2 separate regions of the Homo sapiens genome follow, and region 1 is linked to region 2. Evidence: read pairs that join two places in POLR2A ChIA-PET (ENCODE). Cell type or tissue: K562. All regions are shown on one strand. Links, peaks and the distances in the headings refer to the core of each region. The heading gives the core; the rest is flanking DNA.

Region 1 (2,914 bases), core at 220-2,719, 70 kb after region 2:
CCACCAACCATTTATTGATATTATTTATTAATATATTGATATTTACAAACAAATATATTTATGTTTATTTATTTATTTATTTATTTATTTAGAGATGGAGTCTTGCTCTGTCACCCAGGCTGGAGTGCAGTGGCATGATCTCGGCTCACTGCAAGCTCCACCTCCCGGGTTCACGCCATTCTCCTCCCAAGTAGCTGGGACTACAGGCACCCGCCACCACTCCCGGCTAATTTTTCTATTTTTAGTACAGATGGGGTTTCACCGTGTTAGCCTGAATGGTCTCAATCTCCTGACCTTGTGATCCGCCCACCTCAGCCTCCCAAAGTGCTGGGATTACAGGTGTGAGCCACCGTGCCCAGCCATGTATTTGTTTAAACACCTCTTTTCAACTATTTTGGACACAGATCTAGAAGTAGACTTGCTAGATGATATACCTTGATTTTTAAAATATAACAACTCCTGGGGCTGGGCACGGTGGCTCATGCCTGTAATCCCAGCACTTTGAGAGACTGAGGTGGGCGGAAGGCCGAGGCGAGTGGATCACGAGGTCAGGAGATTGAGACCATCCTGGCTAACACGGTGAAACCCCGTCTCTATTAAAAATACAAAAAATTAGCCAGGCATGGTGGCGGGCGCCTGTAGTCCCAGCTACTCGGGAGGCTGAGGCAGGAGAATGGCATGAACCTGGGAGGCGCAGCTTGCAGTGAGCTGAGATCACACCACTGCACTCCAGCCTGGGCGACAGAGCAAGACTCCGTCTAAAAATATATATATTTAAATATATGTATTTATATATATAAATACATATATTTATATATGAAATATACATTTATATATAAATACATATATTTATATATGAAATATACATTTATATATAAATACATATATTTATATATGAAATATATATTTATATATTATATAATTATATAAACTATATAATTTTTAATATATTTATTATATATAATTATATTATATATACTATATATAATATGTGATATACATAATATTATATATTATATATATATAACAACTCCCATTATTGGCATGGATGAGAGTAAATGAACAGGCTGATGTACAATGGAAGGATATGTATTTTATGAAGTTTCAGAGATAATTTGATAAAATGTATCAAAAGCCTTACTATTTGTTTTATGGTCTCTTGACAAGCAACTCCAGGATGAATTTGTCCTGAAGAAAAACTTCAGAGAGTGTAAGAGATTCATGTCCAAGGATGCTCATTGTTGCGCCTTTTCTTTTCTAAAAAAAATTTTCGGCCAGGTGCAGTGGCTCATGCCTGTAATCCCAGCACTTTGGGAGGCCGAGGTCAGGAGTTCGAGACCAGCCTGGCCAATATGGTGAAACCCCGTCTCTACAAAAATACAAAAATTAGCTGGGCATGGTGGCGAGCGCCTTTAATCCCATCTACTCGGGAGGCTGAGGCAGGAGAATCGCTTGAACCCGGGAGGCAGAGGTTGCAATGAGCCGAGATCATGCCACTGCACTCCAGCCTGGGCGAACAGAATGAGACTCCGTCTCAAAAAAAAAAAAAAAAACAAAACAAAACTTCTGGAGATGGGGCCTTGCTACGTTGGCCAGGGTGGTCTCGAACTCCTGAGCTCAAGCAATTCTCCCACCTTGGCCTCCCAAAGCGCTGTGATTATACGCATGAGCCACTGCGCCTGGCCTGTGGTGTCTTCTTCTCTTCTCTTCTCTTTTCTCTTCTCTTCTCTTCTCTTCTCTTCTCTTCTCTTCTCTTCTCTTCTCTTCTCTTCTCTTCTCTTCCTCTTCTTCTCTTCTCTTCTCTTCTCTTCTCTTCTCTTCTCTTCTCTTCTCTTCTCTTCTCTTCTCTTTAGATACAGGGTTTCCGTCTGTCGCCCAGACTGGAATGCGGTGGTGTGATCTCAGCTCACTGCAGCCTCAACCTCCAGGCTCAAGCGATCCTCCCGCTTCAACCTCCTGAGTAGCTGGGTTTATAGACAAGAGCCACTGTGCCTCGCCCAAGGTAACAAGTGAAAATTGTAGACATTTTGGAAAATACTGATACTGCAGCTGGATTTGAATTTCCACCCCACCTTCACTCAATTGTTCTTGCCATTTAAGTACAGTTTCCTAGTTATTTTGTTTGTTTTCTGTTTTTTTTTTTTTTTTGAGATGGAGTCTCGCTGTGTTGCCCAGGCTGGGGTGCAGTGGTGTGGTCTCGGCTCACTGCAACCTCCATCTCCCGGGTTCAAGCGATTCTCCTGCCTCAGCCTTCTGAGTAGCTGGAATTACAGGTGCACACCACCACGCCCAGCTAATTTTTGTATTTTTAGTAGAGACGGGGTTTCACCGTGTTGGCCAGGTTGGTCTTGAACAGACTGGTCTCGAACTCCTGACCTCAGGTGATCCACCCACCTAGGCCTCCCAAAGCGCCGGGATGACAGGTGTGAGCGACCGTGCCCAGCCCAGTTTCCTAGTTCTTGTACTGCAAGTGTCTTGGCCGTTAAGGGGCCCTTGCCTGTCTCCAGGAAATGGTGTTGTTTCCTCAAACTCACCCCCACTTTGCAGACGAGAGCCCTGAGGCTCCAGGGTCCCACTGTGAGGGACACTCCAACCTGGGAGGGTGTGACTCCCCCCGCACAGTGCTCTTTCCACCACCTGAGGCTGTGGATTCCGGCCGGGGGGCTGGGGAAAGGAGGGGAGACTGCTTTCATCTGCCCACTGGCGAGGGACCCCACCTCACAGCCGGTGAGGGGCCAACCAACCCGTGCCAGGAAGTGGGCCATGGCGGGAAGTCTGTGGGGCCGGGACCCGCCCGGAATACAGACGCAGCTGCAGCGTCGGAGTGGCCCAAATCGGATTCTCCGGGGAAATCTGAAGCCTCTGATGTGTGGGGAAGGTTCAAACTTGAACAAAGGCTGGGTGGACAGGAGAC
Region 2 (2,914 bases), core at 228-2,727:
TTTTTTGCGGAGGGGAAGTCTTGCTATGTTGCCCAGGCTGGTCTCGAACGCCTGGCCTCAAGTGATCCTCTGGCCTCAGCCTCCCAAAGCACTGGGATTACAGGTGTGTGCCATGGCAACTGGCTGTGACAACCAAGCTCTACGAATGAGCAGCAGCGACACTCCTGTAAGGCCTGATACCCTTAGGGACCCTGTGAGTCCACAGCCCAATTCCGACATCTGAATCCCTGCCTCCTGCTCCTGCCCCTATCCACAGGCTGAGACCACCCAGACTTGGCCTCCCTCGAGCACCCAGTGGACCCTCTGGAGCGCAGAACATCTAAGAAAGAAGACTTTGGAGGAGGAGGGGAGAGTGCAGGGACCACCTCTTCCTCTCCCAGATGAGCAGGTCACCCTTCCTCTTGGTCAGCCCGCACAGATCACGGAGAGGGCTGAAGGAGGCTGCCCCATGGCCTGCAGACCAGACACTTGCAAAGGGGAGAAAAGCAAAGGCTCGGGGTGATGGGGCAGGGCTGAAGCCGAGTCCTGCTCTTCCTGCTCCAGCAGCGAAGTGAACCCCTCCCCTCAATGCAGTGGGTGTCAGTGGGTACAAAACACAGGCTTCCCCCACTAGGAGCTGGGCCACAAGTCAGATGGGCTCATTTGTGGCATCAGCTTGAAACTCCATCAGAATCTCAATTTCTCTCCTGCATCCAGACTGGGACTGTGGTGCTGAAGAGGCTGTCCTGCCCTTGTCTCCATCCCGGAGTTCCAGCTACTCTGTGACCCCCAGAAGTGGCCGGTGGTGCAGGTAGTACTAGTGGGTCTCTGCTCCCAGTCTCTTCTCTGTGCCAGCCGTCGTGGCCTACTGGAATGGCACAGAGAGCTTTTCTTTTCGTTGCAGAACAGCCTGGAACATGACATGCTAGATCAATGTCCATACACGTCCACAGAAATAAATGAATGTTCCTTCTGCCATGACTCATGTCTCGGGGACAACAGGTTCACCCGTCTAGGGTGTGAGCTGACGCACACTTCACTCCCTCTGACCTGGAATGTGTGGGGCTTCTAACTGCGGTTTCAGGTTTTATGATTAAATGCAAGTGATGCCTGTGGGTTACTGCACATTTTAGAAAAGCGTCTAACATGAAAAAGAGAGGGAGAGAGAGAGAGGGAGGGAGGCAGGAGGGGGGAGAACAATGGAGAAAAATGGTTTGGTGGGGGAGGAATAAACTCAGAAGGAACCGACAAGGCAGGCAAAGCTATAATTAATATTCCCAGAGGAGTAAGAGAAAAATATCGTATCCATGAAACAAGTACAGGATGCTGTTAAGTAAAAGGGACCATTAGAGAGTGAGGAAATGCTCTTAAAATGTGAATATATAACAGCCAGAGTAAAATAATTCCATGTAAGGACTGGAAGATAAAGTTAAGCAGATATTGGCCGGGCGCGGTGGCTCACGCCTGTAATCCCAGCACTTTGGGAGGCCGAGGCGGGCGGATCACGAGGTCAGGAGATCAAGACCATCCTGGCTAACACGGTGAAACCCTGTCTCTACTAAAAAAAAAAAAAAAAAAAAAAAATTAGCTGGACGTGGTGGTGCATGCCTGTAATCCCAGCTACTCGGGAGGCTGAGGCAGGAGAATTGCTTGAATCTGGGAGGCAGAAGTTGTGGTGAGCCAAGATCGTGCCATTGCATTTCAGCCTGGGCAACAAGAGTGAAACTCCATCTCAAAAAAAAAAAAAAAAAAAAAAAAGAGTAAAGCAGATATCCCAGAAAATGGAACACAAGCAGCTGCAAAGATGGGAAATGAAAGAGAATAAAAAGTTAGAGGATGAATTAAGATGAAGCAGGGTTGTCACCTGATCAAGAGACAGTTCAAAAATAGAGGAAGAGATGATCAAATAATGAAAAAAAATCTAGCGTTGAAAGATGAGTTTCCAGTTTAAATGTGGTCAGGTGCAGTGGCTCATGCCTGTAATCTCAGCATTTTGGGAGGCTGAGGCAGGAGGAACACTTGAGGCTGGGGGTTCAAGGCTACAGTGAGCATGATCTCACCACTGCACTCCAGCCTGGGTGACAGAGTAAGACTCTCTTTTAAAATAAATAATTTTTAAATATAAATAGGCCCACTGGGCATGGTGGCTCATTCTTGTAATCCCAGCACTTTGGGAGGCCAAGGTAGGTGGATCGCTTGAGGTCAGGAGTTCGAGACCAGCCTGGTCAACATGATGAAACTCTGTCTCCACAAAAAATACAAAAAAAATTAGCTGAGTGTGGTGGCAGGTGCTTGGAATCCCAGCTACTGGGGAGGCTGAGGCAGGAGAGTCGCTTGAACCCAGTAAGCAGAGGTGTGAGCTGAGATCACACCACTCACTCCAGCCTGGGCAACAGAGCGAGACTCCGTCTCAAAAATAAATAAATAAATAAATAAATAAATAAATAAATAAATAATAACTAAATAGGCTGGATGAAGTGGCTCATGCCTCTAATCCCAGCACTTTGGGAGGCTGAGGTGGGAGGATCACTTGAGCCCAAGAGGTTGAGAGCAGCTTGGAGAATATAGTGAGACCCCATTGCTACAAAAAATTTAAAATTAGCCAGGCATGGTGACTCACACCTGTGGTCCCAGTTATTCAGGATGCTGAGGTAGGAGGATCATTTGAGCCCAGAAGGTCAAGGCTGCAGTGAGTTATGATCATGATACTGCACTCCAGCCTGGATGACAGAGCGAGACCCCAGCTCTAAAAAAATGGGGGTGGGACATCAAGTCCTCAGCTCATTGAATGAAAAAGACACTCAAGCCTCGTTGTTGTGAAATTTCAGAGCACCAAGAATAAAGAGAAAATCCTAAAAAGCGCCTAGAGGAAAGCCAGATGTCATGCAAAGGATCAAGAATCCAAGCAGCTTTGGGTGTGCAAAAACTAGCAGAC

Evidence for each region. ChIA-PET counts read pairs that join two places held together with the same protein. Peaks named below come from ENCODE experiments on the same cell type or tissue, not always from the same donor. Only the 100,000 strongest peaks of a DNase experiment are listed, where the experiment ranks them.
Region 1: POLR2A ChIA-PET joins it to region 2 with 5 read pairs; 6 of 35 experiments call an interaction of 5 or more read pairs at or near these places.

Annotation. Positions count from the first base shown.
Region 1 is chr19:1,701,404-1,704,317 of GRCh38, reverse strand. No RefSeq gene overlaps it. Among named protein-coding and RNA genes, the nearest start is that of TCF3, 50 kb to the right of the region's middle. In K562, for the core only: no CTCF peak of the experiment used is centred there; no DNase peak of the experiment used is centred there; H3K27me3 peaks cover 982 bases.
Region 2 is chr19:1,771,510-1,774,423 of GRCh38, reverse strand. All of the region lies in intron 1 of ONECUT3 (one cut homeobox 3), which reads right to left. It overlaps LOC101928543 (a long non-coding RNA gene), which reads left to right and starts at 74. Exons shown (of 5, transcript XR_007067085.1): 1 at 74-166; 2 at 257-388; 3 at 697-790; 4 at 884-981. In K562, for the core only: no CTCF peak of the experiment used is centred there; no DNase peak of the experiment used is centred there; H3K27me3 peaks cover 808 bases.